Linked DNA regions of Homo sapiens: region 2 is linked to region 1. Evidence: chromatin loops called from intact Hi-C (ENCODE). Cell type or tissue: mammary epithelial cell. All regions are shown on one strand.

What was found. A loop is a pair of places that touch in the nucleus more often than their neighbours do. Peaks named below come from ENCODE experiments on the same cell type or tissue, not always from the same donor. Only the 100,000 strongest peaks of a DNase experiment are listed, where the experiment ranks them.
Region 2: a loop joins it to region 1, with 7 times the contacts of the local background. A loop is called at or near these places in 3 of 110 quality-filtered maps.

What each region holds. Positions count from the first base shown.
Region 1 is chr3:52,443,367-52,451,366 of GRCh38, reverse strand. It overlaps SEMA3G (semaphorin 3G), which reads left to right and starts at 6,264. Exons shown (of 16, transcript NM_020163.3): 1 at 6,264-6,454. The coding sequence starts at 6,340. It overlaps TNNC1 (troponin C1, slow skeletal and cardiac type), which reads left to right. Exons shown (of 6, transcript NM_003280.3): 6 at 61-267. The coding sequence ends at 92. RefSeq lists a silencer at 1,060-1,354 and enhancers at 5,414-6,290, 6,291-7,167. In mammary epithelial cell, CTCF peaks have their summits at 4,147 (motif pointing right) and 6,253; no DNase peak of the experiment used is centred here; H3K4me3 peaks cover 249 bases.
Region 2 is chr3:52,140,907-52,148,906 of GRCh38, reverse strand. It overlaps POC1A (POC1 centriolar protein A), which reads left to right. Exons shown (of 11, transcript NM_015426.5): 5 at 1,812-1,919; 6 at 2,946-3,061. Among named protein-coding and RNA genes, the nearest start is that of POC1A, 9.5 kb to the left of the region's middle. In mammary epithelial cell, a CTCF peak has its summit at 4,450 (motif pointing right); a DNase peak (open chromatin) is centred at 4,476.

The DNA.
Region 1 (8,000 bases):
CCTGCCTCCATGCCCTGCCCAGCCCCTACCCTCAACCCACACCTGCCCCTCTTTCCACAGAGTTCCTGGAGTTCATGAAGGGTGTGGAGTAGATGCTGACCTTCACCCAGAGCTGCCTATGCCCAGCCTCCAACTCCAGCTGAGTCCTGGGGTTGGGGAGGGGGTCGGGGTCCCAGGACCTGAGCCTGGCCATGTCCTCAACCCCAAATCCCCCGACTCCCTCCCCAGATCTGTCCTGGGGGATGCAAATAAAGCCTGCTCTCCCAAGGTCTGCTATCTGGCTCTGGTGTCCCTGGGCCGTGGACTCATCCCCAGGACCCACTCTTACCCAATGGCCGCTTCCTTCCCTGTCCTAGGCAGGCTGGCTGCAGAGCCTGGCGCCTGACCACCGCTCCACACTGCCTTCTGCAGGGGGGTGAGATGAGATCGGAGACTGCCGTGTGGCCTGCCCTGCTTGCTGCCCTCTATCACTCCTCAGGCCCAGGCACCATCTCTAGGGATTCAGCATCTGGAGTCTGTGGGGGCCTAGAACCCCCACAAGTTCCTGGGGGCCATCACTTTGGTCAACCACTGTGGCAGCCTAGGGGTCCTCTACTTGGAGAGAGTGGTTCACTGTGGTACACAGCCAGGCCCTTGGATGCTCCCTGGCACAGCAACCCCTGTTACCTCTCAGCCGTGGCTGGAATGGAGCTGAGCCTGTGGGGTCCCTGCAGGCTCACAGTGCTAGTCCACCCGCCCACTTGCTTGTATTTCCTGCCAGCAACATTGACTCCCAGGGACAGAGGGGCATGGAGTCGGCTCTATCTCCCCTCACCTGTTTGGCCCAGAGAGGTGCAGGGACCTGTCAAGGTCATCCAGTGAGTGTGGGGGAGAGCAGAGCCAACTGGCTTCCAGCCAAGGGCCCTGTCGGATGGGCCACATCCAAATGGACATGATTTCCAGTTCCCGTGAACCTCAGAGGCTCATCTCTTGTGGCCCAGTCTCTCTCCCTGGCAGGGATGGAGGCCCAAGGCCTGGCAGCTCTCAGCTTAGTGGGAGCACCCAGTCCAGAGCTGCCGCCAGACAGTGATGCTGTCTTGGAGGCGTGGGCGTTGGGGGCTGCAAGGAAGTGGAAGTGTCAGCAGAGGTGTTCGCAGGAGGGACAGCTGCCAGCAGCACCCAGGCTGTAGCCAGAATGCCGTCAGCTGACCTTGCCCCGCCCAGCCACTCCACTCTCTCTGCACCTGTGCCCCAGCCTTGGCATTCCCCAGACAGGCCTGGCATTCCAGAGATGGTCTTGGAATTCTAAAAATGCCTCTGATGGAGGCCAGCGCTAGCAAGAGCTTTCTGGTCCCTGGAGAGACCTGAGGGGAGCAGAGAGGAGTCCCTTCAGGCCTGCCCTTGTGAGCTGGAGAATTGGGGACCTCTACAGACACCCAGAGTGACCCAGGAAGGGTGACATCCGAGGATAAAAGGAAGCGCCACATCGGGCAGCACCAGCAGCCGGTGCACCACCCAGTGGTTCACTCACACACCCACCACGCGCACAGCACAGGGCTGGATCCTGGGGCATGTCACAGTGAGGCCCAGTCCCTAATCTGGTGGATTTTTTTTTTCTTTTTTTTTGAGACGGAGTCTCACTCTGTCACCCAGGCTGGAGTGCAGTGGTGCGATCTCAGCTCACTGCAAGCTCTGCCTCCCAGATTCACGCCATTCTCCTGCCTCAGCCTCCTGAGTAGCTGGGACTACAGGCGCCCGCCACCACACCCAGCTAATTTTTTGTATTTTTACTAGAGATGGGGTTTCACCGTGTTAGCCAGGATGGTCTCAATCTCCTGACCTCGTGATCCACCTGCCTCGGCCTTCCAAAGTGCTAGGATTACAGGCGTGAGCCACCGCGCCCGGCCTTTTTCTTTTTTTGAGACAGAGTCTCGCTGTGTCACCAGACTGGAGCGCAGTGGCACAATCTCGGCTCACTGTAACCCCTGCCTCCCAGGTTCAAGCGATCCTCGTGCCTCAGCCACCCAAGTAGCTGGGATTACAGGCACCTGCCACCACACCCGGCTAATATTTGTATTTTTAGTAGAGACAAGGTTTCACCATGTTTCCCAGGCTAGACTTGACCTCCTGAGCTCAAGTGATTCGCCCACCTTGGCCTCCCGAAGTGCTGGGATTACAGGTGTGAGCCACCGTGCCCGGCCTAATCTGGTGGAATTTTAAGGAGATGAGTACAGTGGGAAAGCCAGCGTGGGCTGGAGTGGGGACTGGAGGCATGGTGGGCCCATGAGTTACAGTGGTCTGGGAAAGCTCCCTAGAGGAGCTGACTCTGCATGAGATCTGGGGGAACCACAGGGAACCAGCCATGGGAGGCCATGGAGAAAGACTGGGAAGGTCTCAGGAGCAGAAAGGCAGTGTTGGGCTGGAAACCAAGCCCCAGCAGTCTTGGGAGACATGGGCAGTGCCAGGCCCCATGAGGACCCAGTCAATGTAAGGGGTGATGGCTGCAGAGGGCAAAAGGGGTGGGAGAGACGGAGCTAGGAGCTGGCCTGAAGTGGCGGCAGGCTTTGGGCAAGAAAGCCCGGTGGCTTCCAGTACAGTGGGGTGCTGGGGAGAGTGGGCAGGGGTACATGGATTCAAGGCACATTTTGGAACTAGAATGGACAGAGTTTGCTGAAGGCTTGAATGTGAAGGGTGAGAAATAAGAAAATCCAAAATGACCCTTAGCTTTTTGGCCAAACTGCCATTTCCTGAGATATGGAAGCTGGGAGGAGACACAGGTTCAGCCGTGGGGTATTGGGAAGTGGAGCTTACTTCCCAACACTAGGTTTTAGTGGGGTTTTTTGCTTTTTTTCTTTTCATTTTGAAATTCCAGGCTTGCAAAAATAGTACAAAGAACTCCCATTTACAGGTACCCTAGCTTCCCTAAATGTTAACATTTTAACCACAGAAGGATCAAACACAGGAAATGAATATTGACATAAACACTGCTAATTAATCTGCACAGCTTATTGAAGTTCTGTCAGTTGTCCTAAAGTCCTTGTCCTGGAGCAGGAACCAATCCAAGATGGCACTAACGTGACCTCGTCCTCCTGTCTCCTTACTCCCCACCAGCCTGTGACGGTCCTCAGTGTTTCCTCATCACCTCTGAAGAGCTGAGGCCAGTTATTCTGTAGAATCTCACTCACTTTGGGTTTGTCTGGTGGCCCCAGGGTTTGGGAACTTGCAGGCCCCCAGGCCTCAGCCGCCTGAGCAGGAGGGTTTCCGTGGAGCAGAGGGGTGGGAGCCTGACAGGAGTGAGCTGAAGTACAGGGGAGATGGTGGGTGTGGGCAACACCCAGGGAACAGAGAAAGGGACCCAAGCTGAGAAGCGATATGGGGTCCAGGGAAGCTCAGACAAGGGCCACGTGTGCTCGGGTTGAAGGGAGTGAGGATTGTCAGGAAGGGGCAGTGGGGGAAGGAGGGCTCTGCCACGTCCTGGCTCTCTTTTCATCAGCTGTGGTGGGGAGGGGGACAGGTCCTGGGACAGGAGGAGGAGATGAATGGCCCTGCTTGCAGATGGAAGCCCCAGAAGATACTGTAGGAGGGTTGGGGTGGGGCGGGAGGAGCTGTGAGGGATGGCTGATGGGAAGTGGGGGGGCTCACCCTCTGCAAGCAGCTGGAGGTCCGTGGGGGTGGAGGGGGCATGGCATTGTCCTAATATCCCTGTTCCATCCATGAAATTGGTGGGGAGGGGACTGGGGGCATCCATTCCTTCCAGGCATGCCCACCCCAGAATTCTGGCTGGGAGAGGCTGGGCTGTGACCCTCCACATATCCACCTGGTGGCACCTGCTGCATGAACACGCACTTCACATAGGTATCAGCCCAGCTCACCATCTCCCACCAGTACATGGCATTTTGTATCCTTCATGCATCACCTAGTTTTGCCTGTTTTGCTGCATCCTTTCCATTTCTGGGCTTTTGCTTGGATAGTGCTTCCTCCATGAAGCCTCCCTTGATTTCCTCCATCAAGAGCAATCACTGGAGCATCTTCCACTGCTCCTGCTTCTTTATATTGTGTTTGCCTGGTTACTGCTAGCGTCCTCAAGAGGCTGCTGTTTCTGCTGGGTGGCCCTGCTACCCCAACACAGGGCCTGACACAGCGAGTTTGGGGGCCTCCTGCAGTTCCTTCTTTGTCCACTAGATGACACACGATGCCCGTGTCTGGGCCCATTGATCCTCGAATTCGGAGCACCCTTGTGGTCTTTCCCACCTGCAGCTGGCAAGCAGGGGGGCCTTTAGAGACGATCCCTACCCTCTGCCCCCAGGCCTGGAAAACTGAAGCCCAGAGAAGGAGAGGACCTGACTGAGGCCACACACATTAACAGTAGAGTTCGGACTCCCAGCCTGCCACAGGCTCTTTCCGCAGTGTGGAGTAGGCTGCCCCCACACCCTTCCCCAGTCGACCCAGGCTTCCCTGCAGCCCCTGCTGGGTGTCTGGCTGAGCTGAGACCCCAGGATGGGCTGGCAGGCTGAGGAGTGTTGGGCCTCCTGCCCGCCGCTGGTGGTCACATGCTGGCTGAAGGGCTGCCTAGCTCAGTCTCCAGTTAGAAGTTGGCCCCAGCTTGGGCAGTGTGCTGGCCACACCTCCCCAGGGAAACAGAGACAGAAGCAGTCCACTCCAAGGTCCCAGGATATGGTCACCCTGACAGCAGCCCCTGCGCAAGCCCACTCATCAGGTTATGAAGGCTGCTTACACCCAGGGTGGCTGGTCCCTGGCCCTGGGAGGAAGAGGCAGACCCAGAGATGGAAGGGCCTTGGCCAAGGCTCTCCAGCAGGGCCAGAGGCAGGGCTGGGCTGAGCTCCATCACTGGCCTCTGTGGGCAGCCCCTTGCCCACCTCCAGGCCAGCCCCCTGCTGAAGAAGGCATGTGTGAGTGAAGGGAGCTGGGGACAGGGAGGCAGAGTTGTAGGTCTCTGAGACCTGTCATGCTGACCCAAGAAGCCAACCTGTTTCCATTTCAGGATTGAGGTAGGGGAGGAGGGTGGGGTCCCCATACTCCCAACAACGCCCAGAAGCAAAGGAGGGTCCCAGGAAGGGGCAGAGCTGAGCTGGACCCATTCTCAGCCTGCTCTGTGGCCTGGGCCAGGTCCTTCCCTCTCTGAGTGCCCCGCAAGTTCCCTGACCACCATCAGAGGGCCCAGGCCGGTCCATGTGGGAGGCCCAACCTGCAGGAGCTGTTAGAATCCTGGGAACTCAAACTCCAGCTCAAAATTAAAATCTCTTTAGTGCCCAGGGCCTCAGGTTCTGAGTGTAGGGTTCTGGGGTGGGGTGAGGTGGCGACTGTTCTGGGGCAGGGAGCATGGGGAGGTCCCGTCACTCACCCCAGATTCAGGCCCTCAGTCCCATTTCCCCTTTGGCCCTCTTCTGTGGCTTTCTGTGCCCCCCGCCACCCAGTCAGTATTCAGGGTGGGGGAAGTGACCTCTAAGAGATCATAGGTGTCTGTAGGGCCTATGGGGCATGGGGTCCCTGGGAAGAACCATCACTGACCTGGGGAAGCTCTGGACCCTGAGTCTCTGGAAGGACTGGAGGCCTGAGGGAGGCAGGGCAAGGGGAGGTTCCCTCGGCATGGAGTCCCCTGATGCCCCTGTCCCCTACCCCAAAGCAAGCCTGGTGAGCTGAGATGGGGCATGTAGATGTGGGGAGAGGCTGGGGTGCCTGGAAGCCAGATGGGGACAGGCCTGGGTGGAAGAGGCTGGGCAGTCATCTCTTGCTGGCTCTATGAAGTGTTGCCGGACCTCAAACACCTGTCTAGGACATGGCGCCCCTTGGGCTGGGAATGGCCCTCCACCCTTACCCAGGGGAGCTGGAGAGTCTGGCCAAAGCTTCAGGGGGCTGGAATATCCTGGAATTGGGGCAGGGCCAGTTTGGAAGGTCTCTGCTGTGGGCAGTGGAGGGGCAGAGAACAAGGCAGAGCCCAGCTAGGCCCCTACCCAGCCCATCAACTTTAACCTCTGATCCCTGACCTCCCTTCCAGGCTCTCTCCCCACTTGTCACTTTGCTGGAGCCTGGGGACCTGCATTTGTGGACATCTCTGTACACATGGCCTGTGCCCTAGCTGGGAAGGTCTTCCCAATGGGGAGCTGGCCAGTGTGGCACAAAAGCCTGCACTGGGCCAACAAGGTGGAAGGAGAAGCGGCAGGTGGACGGCAAGGCCCCAGCCTCCTTCTCTCCTCCGCCCCTCTTCCCGCCCAGGACTGGGTGGAGCCACTGCCTTATAAGTGGTGGCCTGGTGGCAGCAGAGCAAACTACAACCGGCGGCCAGCGGGACCAGAGGGCGGCTCTGCAGGCAGGCGGCAGCGGTGCCCTCAGTTCCCCAGCATGGCCCCCTCGGCCTGGGCCATTTGCTGGCTGCTAGGGGGCCTCCTGCTCCATGGGGGTAGCTCTGGCCCCAGCCCCGGCCCCAGTGTGCCCCGCCTGCGGCTCTCCTACCGAGGTACCAGCCCCTGCGTGCCCTGTTTGTGTGCATGTGCCCTGTTTGTGTGTGTGCGCTCTGTTTGGGTGCATGTGCCGTGTTTGTGTGCATGTGCCCTGTTTGGGTGCGTGTGCCGTGTTTGTGTGCATGTGCAGTGTTTGTGTGCGTGTGCCGAGTTTGTGTGCGTGTGCCGAGTTTGCGTGTGCCGTGTTTGTGTGCGTGTGCCGAGTTTGTGTGCGTGTGCCGAGTTTGCGTGTGCCGTGTTTGTGTGCGTGTGCCCTGTTTGTGTGCGTGTGCCCTGTTTGGGTGCATGTGCCGTGTTTGTGTGCGTGTGCCCTGTTTGGGTGCGTGTGCAGTGTTTGTGTGCGTGTGCCGAGTTTGTGTGCGTGTGCCCTGTTTGGGTGCGTGTGCCGAGTTTGTGTGCGTGTGCCATGTTTGTGTGCGTGTGCCCTGTTTGGGTGCGTGTGCCCTGTTTGTGTGCGTGTGCCCTGTTTGGGTGGCTTGGGCTCTTGGGTGCCTGGTCAGCTGTAGGGGAGGGAGCCTCTCCCTGCACAGCTCTCGGGGAGTGGGAGGGAGGCAGGTCCTGGGAGACAGGACCAGGGTGGCGGTGGGAGGCACCTGAGGGGGAGTGCTGAGAAAGGGACAGATGGAGACCCTGAGAGAGCTCAATAAAGATGGGGAGGAGACAGAGGAAGGGACCAGGCAGGGGAGAGTGACAGAGAGGGTGGGGCTGAAGGGTCTGTCTGGGCTCAACTGGCACTTTTTGCCCAGGGTGGCCAACGGGAGAGCAGGCAGCATGCTATCCCTTGGTCCTGGGGCCACAGAGAAGGGGAGGACCCCCCTTGCAGCCCACTTCCCAGAGTGGGCTTGTTCATGTGCTCCTGCACCCAAGAAGCGCCCCAGCCCAGGGGGAGTTTCACCTCCCCTTTTTGCACATCCCAGCCTGGGGGTTCCTGTGTTCTACCCTAGACATGTGAGCCGGCTCAGGCCTCCACGGATGGGCCCAGGGAAGGCCCGAGACAGGCTCTTGGCAGATCCTTCCTGAGGAAACCAGAGGGGTGACCACCTTCCCCTGGGAAGCCCAGTCTGCTGGGGGAGATGGCGCTCGTCCCTGGAGAGGCTGAGGGGAATGTGGTCTTGTTCCGGGAGCTGTGGTTTTGCGGGGAGGTCAGACTGCTAGAAAAAGCCCCAAATAGGGAAAGTTCCCCAAGGTACTGTCATCCATGGAGGGCTTCCCGGAAGAGACCGTTGATGAGTTTTGGGGGTGGAATGGGTGTTGGGTAGAGGTGCTTCCGTAGGGAAGGCATAGGACACTCTGGGCCTTCCCAAAGGTGGCCAGCACCCTCTTCCTGCCACATCCTACTGCCCCCATTACCTCCACCTCCCTAGCCAAGCCCGGAGGACCTACCTCAGGATCCTCAACTCCTGGGACCGATGTCCCCAGACAGCTCCCCGCTCTCATCTCTGGGGTGGGATAGCCAGCATCTGTGGGGAGAAAATTGTCTTTGGCCGCATCCCTGGACTGGAGGTGGGAGCCCTTCCCGGCCATACCTTCCCTTTTCTGCAC
Region 2 (8,000 bases), 300 kb after region 1:
CAATTAGGTACTTTCAGTACTACCATTACACATTTTCTTTTTGTTCCTTAAGACAGTTCTGCAAGCTAGGTGCATTTCCATTTTGCAGATGAGGAAATGGGGGCTCAGAACAGTAGTATCTTGTCCCAGAGCACACGGTGGGTCTGTGGCAGAGCTGGAGTTTGAACCCAACTCTCTCTGACAGTAAGGCTTGCCTACTTTCCTCTGGGATGTTCTCAGGGGATGATTTTGCTCCAGAGCTCCCAGATGGGGGCGCAGGCTTCGGAGATGGGGGGCTTAGCCTGGAGGCTAGCCTTCCTGCTGGCCAGGGAGCCAGTGCTGTGCAGACAGCGGGCCAGGTAACCCAAAGGACCTTTCAAGGTCCAAGAATTGCAGACAGATAGTCCTACTTCTAGCTTATTTCATTCCTTTCAACAGAGCTTCCCCATGGGTCAAATATCTTTGCTTCAGAGGAAGGGGTTGGGGTGCCAGGTGACATTAGGAAACCACATGAGTCAGAAGTTGGGGACTATTGAGCTGTGTTCTTCTGGGGACCCCATACAAGTTACTGTTCTCCAGGGCACCCCCATTCCTTTGTCCTGGGAGACCCCTGATGGCTCTTAGAGGCTTTATGACTAGGGTCCTGAGATCAGGAGGGGCCAGGCCAGCAAACTGGGGTGTCAAGTCCATACTGGGCCTTTGGTGGCAGTCCCCAGGACCTCATGCCTTTTGTTGGCAGATTGTGTCTTGCTGACCCGCACTTGAGTCAAATGTAGACTCGGAGGACCTGGTCCCAGAGTAATGACACTGATGGTGAGCTTTTGGCCACCTTTATGCAAATGTTGCCGGCAGGCAGTCGGCTGCATGTTGCCATGTGCTGTGCGTCAGGGGCAGTGCTGGGGCTTTATGTGCATGAGGCTGCTCTGTGCTCACTCGTGAGGCAGGCACCTTTTTTTTTTTCTTTTCTTTTTGTTTATTTATGTTTGGTTTTCCTCTAAGTCAGGAAGAATTTCTCTTTTTCCCTTTTGGTCAGAGTTTGCTGTTGGGATGGGAGAGGGGCTATTTGCTCATGAAGCTACGTAAGAAAACGAAAACAAGAGCAACAGGAAAGATCAATAAGTTTCACAGATTCAGGAAGAAAAAAATAAAGGAAACATTTTTATAACATTTAAAATTAAGTCATAGGCCGAGCTTGAAGGTGCATGTCTGTAATCCTAGCACTTTGGGTGGATGAGGTGGGAGGATCCTTTGACTCCAGGAGTTAGAGGACCAGCCTGGGCAACATAGTGAGACTCCCATCTCTACAATAAAATAAAATAAAATAAAATTAGCTGGGTGTGGTGGTGCACGCCTGTAGTCCCAGCTGCTCAGGAGGCTTAGGTGGGAGGATCTCTTGAGCCCAGGAGGTAGAGGCTGCAGTGAGCTGAGATCACACCACTGCACTCCAGCCTGGGTGACAGAGCAATACCCTGTCTAAAAAACAAAACAAAAACAAAAACAAAATTTAGTCACAGTTTCCTGAAAAACTCTTCAGAAGGAAAAAAGAAAAATGATGTGCTAAAAGTTAACTATTTTCAGAAACAAAGTATAATTTAAGATATGACCAAATAAACAGAAGTAACATTGCCTCCTAGGATGCAATGCATTTGTTCCTGAAAAGACAAATTAGGGTATTCAAATTAAAAAAAAAAAAATCACAGCAGGGCATGTGACCCCGGGTGGTTCCTGCAGGCAGATAGTAGGCACTCGGGGAAGAGTGGCTGTGGAAGAAGGTGTGTGGTGCCCATGTCGTCTGTTAGTCTGTGATGTGACTTGTGCCCCACCCGGTTCAGGTTCTCCCCCGACGGGCGGCTCATCGTGTCTGCCAGTGATGACAAGACTGTTAAGCTGTGGGACAAGAGCAGCCGGGAATGTGTCCACTCGTATTGTGAGCATGGCGGGTGAGTCCCCAGATGCTGTCCTCCACCTGTAGGCGCTCAAGCACAGAGCACAGACCTGGGCATGAGGAGGCCCAGTGGCCTTCAGTGGCTGGAGCCGTGGGACCAGCAGCCTTATCACTGCTGCCCCTTGTCTGGTGCTTTTTGCGAGGTCTGGCAACCTAGCATTGTATCTTTTGCTGTGTGGATGGAAGCTTTGGCCCCATCCCACAAATAGCAGGAGTGCTTAACCTCAAGCCATGCAATTCTTTGGAGCTGTGTAATTATTTGTGCTCCTCTTTTTCTCCTTCACTTTCTGGTTGTCAGGATTACAACATGTCTGTCTGGCAGCAGTTGACACTCAGTCGCCCAAACTACATTTTAAAGCCTCTTGGTATGTTATCCATGATGATGGCTTTACAAAATTCTTGTTGGGTTCTTGTAGCAGATGGTGGCTGTTCATATTGTGCCACATCATCAGGAGAGAGAGGTGCCTACATTTGAGTAGAGACCCCAGCTTCTGCCCTTCTTTGTTGGGCTGGGAGCCACAAGGGCTTCTCCTTGAGAGGTGGACATGGTACCAGCCTGGGTATCACATATGGGTGTGGTGAGGGTCCTTGGCCTGTCTCCTAGAAAGGGGTGGGCCAATGGCCCTGTAGTCCTGCTGGACCTTCCCACCTGTGCCTCAGCTGGCAGGATCTGCCCTGCAGCCACCCCTGGGAAGGGTACCAGCTCCAACTTTGAAAATCCCAGGGGAGCCTGGCTAACTTTTGGGTTTGAAGATAGCTCTCTCAACTTGTATTGAAAATTGGCGGTGGGATGTGCTCCCTGGTCAGTCCACCTTAGTTTGTTGCTGGCCACTGTTCTCACCTTTTACTTCTTCTTGCTCTCCCTTGGCCACCTGGTAAACAAGTGTGACAGAAAGGAGGTGTCTGGGTCAAGGGAACAGCGTGGGCAGGACACAGGGATGGGGAAAGCACCAAATGTTTCTGGGTCCGTCCTGAACCAGGGCAGACCTCCTATAGTGCATAGTGGCCCCTGTCTTTCCAGCTTTGTCACCTATGTGGACTTCCACCCCAGTGGGACGTGCATTGCCGCTGCCGGCATGGACAACACAGTGAAGGTGTGGGACGTGCGGACTCACCGGCTGCTGCAGCATTATCAGTGTGAGTGGTGAACAGCCTCCTGGGCCCAAGGGCAGCCCTGGTGGGACTGTGATGGTGTTGGATGTTGTCCTGTGCTGTAGTGCTTAAATGGGTCTGAGATGGCCTTGGGCAGGAAGGTGTCCTGGGTTTGTTGGGATTCCAGGGGTGGGAGTCTGTGGCATGGCTGGCCTGGCTTGGAACCTTGGCCAGGAGATGGAGCCTGGTGCTACCTGGCTTCCACTGAGCCAGTCAATGCTCACCTCCGAAGTGGCAGAATCTCACACATACTGCAGGGCCAGATGGGGAGTCCTCACTGGGGCTCTGGTCAGGGCTTCCCTTGAGGACCACTTCTCAGGGGCATGCCACTTGCCTTTCCTGGTGATGGAGGCTCTGCCCTCCAGGGCCAAGGTGACAGCCCTTGACCTGTGGTAAAGGGAACAGGGCTGTCAGTAGAGGCCAGCATTGGTGGGACCGTGGCCACCTCTGGTCTTACAGTGTCCTCCGCAGATGTAGAGTCATAGGGAGGGTTGACTTAGCTAGGGGCCAGGCCCAGGATGGTAGCCCTTGGAAGGCAGGGTGGCGGGCAGTGGGCATGGGCTCATGTCAGGCTCCAGGTGGGAGTTGGAGGGCGAGGGCAGACTTAGACATGCCCAGGATGAGTTCGCTGAGAGTACTGGGTAGGGAACTGGCCTGAGAGCAAGTATGAGTGGGCAGGGCCATGAGGCGCCCCAGTTCCAGGGATGGGCTCAGGGAAGGGAGCTGGTGAGGGGTCATTGGAGAAACTGGGAATTGTGTAGCTGGCAAAACAGAGATGAGCAAGACTGGACCAGGGCCGAGACCAGGAAGGAGGCAGAGCTGGAGTTGTTTGAAGAACCGTGGTTGTTAACCTGGGACTAAGCTTAAAGTTCTTGGGCTCGCTTCCTTAAGCCACACCTGAAATGGGAAGGACATGGCTGGACACAGGTGTGGGGTTCCGACCCCACCCACCCCTGACACACACACACCCTTCCTAGCTGACTCCTGGTGTTCAAGTACAGCACTTTCTTTGGGGTAACAGAGGTGAGCACACCTTCCCAGAATGGGGAGAAGATCCTAATCTTGAACAGCACATGGTGGAGAGTGGGCTCTGCAGCTGGCTTTTAAAGCATTCCTGGCTGTGTGATATTGGGCAGGTCATTTGACTCTGTGGGGCCTCTGGGACAATGATGGGGCCTGTCTCACAGGAGGTGTTGGGAGGTTTAATGAGTTGTTTCATATCAAGAATTGAGAGGGTGGCTGGCACAAAATGGGGGGAAGGAGGTACAATGTTAGTGATGATGACAATGACACTGTCTTGGTCCTGTCTGGGCTGGTGAGGCCAACCTGGTTGGTTAAGGCCTGTAGTACCCTACAGCACCACCAGGTGGCAGGGGCCAGCCACAAGAACCTGTTCCCCCACCCCACCCCCCTCCATAGGAAGCCCTGAGGTTTGTTACCAATGCTCTTTCAGACAGAGGCTTCTGGAACAGAAGAGCAGTGGGGCTTGCCTCCACTTGGAGCCCATATCTTTCCTATCCTTCCTTCAGCCTTCTGCTCTGGGCCAGGCCTGAGTGAAGGGCTGGGGCTTGGGGATGGGGCACATCTGCCCAGCTGCCTGGGGAACGTGGGCAGGTGCAGAGGAGGGAGGACTTGGACAGGGAGAGATGGGAGTGGAAGGCGACGAGGCAGGACAGTGGTCAGGAGCACATGCTGTGGTTCCTTTCTGTAAAGGGGGTGGCAATAGGCCTTCCTCATGGCTTTGTGAGGCTCTGATGGGAAAAGCCACAAAAGGGTTATAACACAGGGCTAGGTATGTGGTTTGTGCTACATAAGTCCTGACACTGGGCAGAGAGGATGTCTAGGTGACCCTGGGAGGGTCCAGACCCATCTCTGATGGATCAGGAGCCTGGGCCTGGTGTTCATGGGTATAACAGCAGGTACCCCTTGGGAAGGGCCTTGGATGCCATCTCTGGCTCGGGGTCCCAAAGATGTGGCCTGATTGGCAGTGCTAGGACTAGCCTCGTCATTTAAGGTATGAAGGGAAGAAGGACATCTGAGAGGATAGCGGTGTCCAGAGCCTGCTGGGGTTGGGGGCTGGTGTGCCCCATGTGTCCCAGTGATGGGTAGGTGTCCAGCTGTGCCTGGTATCAAAGTAGGGGCTGGCATCAGAGTGGGGGATGGGTTGCAGAGGTTGAGTAGAAGCAGAGAAGCTGACCCTGTTGGGGTGGAGGGGCCAGCTGGACCCAGGGATCTGGGATGTGAGAATGGCTGAGGTCACATTCTGAGCCCCTATAATTGAGGGGCCACAGAAGATAAAGGTCCACAAAGCAGCCAGAGTGAGAGGTATGAACCCCGTCTCCAAGCATGGGAGAGCTGAGGAGGGCAGAGGCTGGGGAGTGAAGGAGAGTGGGGTCTTGTGAAGAGGGTTGTCAGGAGGTGGAGCAATGCAGAGCAGCCGAGGAGAGCGGTGGGTACTGGGGAGAGGGAGCTGGGGACCTGGAGGGAGCAGGCTTGGCAGAGGGCAGGGGCGGATCTCCATGATGGCAGGGTTGGGGAGGTGTGGATGGACTCAGATGAGCTCCAGGGGCTGAGTCCTGAGTGGAGCTGAGTGTGTGGGCTGACAGGCCCTGCTGGGAGATTGCAGTCTGCTTGTGCTTCTGGCCTTGCCTCTTATGACAGCCTCTCAGTGGGCCTGCAGTGTCTCATCCCTAAGCCACCCCTAGTGTAGATTGGAGGCTTAGCAGGATTTGGAGTACCCCATAAACACAGCCGGTTCCCCCTGAGCTCCCTGCTCAATGCCGTGGCCAGTGGTGGGTGTTCACAGGATAGCGGAGTCATCCCATAGCCTCTAGGCTGACCCTTAGGGGTGCAGTGAGCCAGGTTGATCTGAGCTCCCTGGGTAGGGGGAACATACCTCTCATCCTCTGCTGACGGGAGGACATGGCCAGGTCTGCTCTGGTCTTGGGGCTCCCCAGAAAACCTTTAGCTGAAACTAGGGGGAAACCCTCTACCCAAGTGGCTCCCCCACCCCCATAGGTGCAGTGGAATCTCTTTGGAGGCTCATTCCCCAGGAAGGGCTCCCAGTACTCTGGCAACAGATGCCTGATCCGCTTTCTGTCCCTGATCCCTAGGAAACCCAAGGGAAACCTACGGACACAGTGACGTGCAGTGTCTCCCCTAGTGACTCTGGATGGGCATCAGGCACTTCCAGAATGGCCTTCGGGTGTTGGACGCTGATGGGCTCTTGTGAGAGGATTTGGTTAATGATACTGCAGTGTGTGGCTAGCAAGCCCCAGCCTGCCTGCATCCAGCCGTCCATAGTTGTGCTCTATGAGGGCACTTCCTGTTCCTGCTAGGGTTGTTGGAGTTGAAGCCCACTTGGGGCTTTGGGCTATGGAGGCAGCTGGAGCCATTTGTCTTGCGCTGGCTGACTCTCCTAGGTAAGGAGTTTCTTGGCTCTGGCCTATCACTGCAGAGAGCAGTTCTGATTTCTCAATTCAGCAAGGATTTGGGCTGGTGGAGCCCTGGGAGTGCCAATCCCTGTGGTGGTGGGTTAGCTCCATATGCTCTGAGCCCACGTTAAGACTGTTCAGGCATCTGAGCAGCAGCCCCCATCCCAGAACCTGTAATGTGCTTCGTGCCTTACAGCACGTGCAGGTCCATTATCCAGTGACAGGCCTGGGTGGCCAGCAAAGTAGGTCTACCCTCCATTTCACAGATGCGGAGCATGCAGCCCACAGTCACACAGCTAGAAAGCTATGGGTCTGAGTCTCCACCTCAGGGCCTTTGAGTCTGGCATTCTGTTGACAGGCTCACGCTCGGTTCCTTGCACTTCGGTGACTCTAGTCATTTACTCTTCAGGCTCCCTGGGAGAGGTGGTCTCTTTGGCTGGCTGTCAGCAGGGCTTAGAACTCATAGAGTCCCAAGCTCTCTGTCCGATGGTCTTTAGTGCAGCCCTGCACCCCCGCCTGGCCTGATACATTGTCATGGAGGGTTTTGTCTTTTTTTTTTTCTCTTTCAGAGATGGGGTTGGGGTCTCACTGTATTTCCCAGGCTGGTCTTGAACTCCTGAGCTCAAGCAGTCCTCCCACCTCGGCCTCCCAAAGTGCTGGGATTACAGGCGTGAGTCACCATGCCCGGCCGGAGGGTTTTAAGTAGTTGCAGCTATCAGGGCAGGCCTGTACCCTGTACTGGGTGTTTTGAGACTAAAAGGGTTGATTGGGGTACAGTGGTGCTGTCCCACCTGATCTAGCCAACCTACTCTCCCACTGTCCTGAAGTGAGCATTTACACGGCATTTACACAGAGGAGTGTTTTGGGTGTCCTTTGCTGCTGGTATCAGAGCACTTTTGTGGTATGAATCCAAAGCCTCTTGTCAACCCAGAGCCACCGTGTCACTAGTAACATCAGTTGCGCATCGCAAGAGACCACCCTGGGGAAAATGAGCGGTCCTTTTGTGGAAGGATGTTGGGATGGGGCTTGGCCCTGGCATGGTCTCCTCTAGAGAGGAACCTCCTGCTTGGGCACCCAGGCTTTCTCTGGGCCCTTGGCTGGTTTGCAGCCCGTTAGGTAGTGGGCCTAGGTTTGCCCAAGCCTCTACAGGCAGAGCAGCATGGAGTGGGTGTACTCAGGTCTCTGCTTAGACCACCTACTGCCCACAAGCCATGACTAGTTCTTGGTATTTGGGAGCAGGGGCTGTGGTGGCCTCATCCCTGGGTCCCTGAGGATCTGTAGAAGTTTGATGTTGGTGTATCTTTGACCTGGAGTCAGAGTTCTCTCTTTGGAGTGGAGATGGGATAAGAGCCACAAGCTCACAGCTGCCACCCAGGTGGCAGTATGTGTCATCACTGATATCTGCCATGGAGCCAAGAAGAGGCCTGCGGCTTTGGACTTGAAAAAAAGTGGATCATGCTCAGACATTTGGCGCTCAAGGCATCATGATA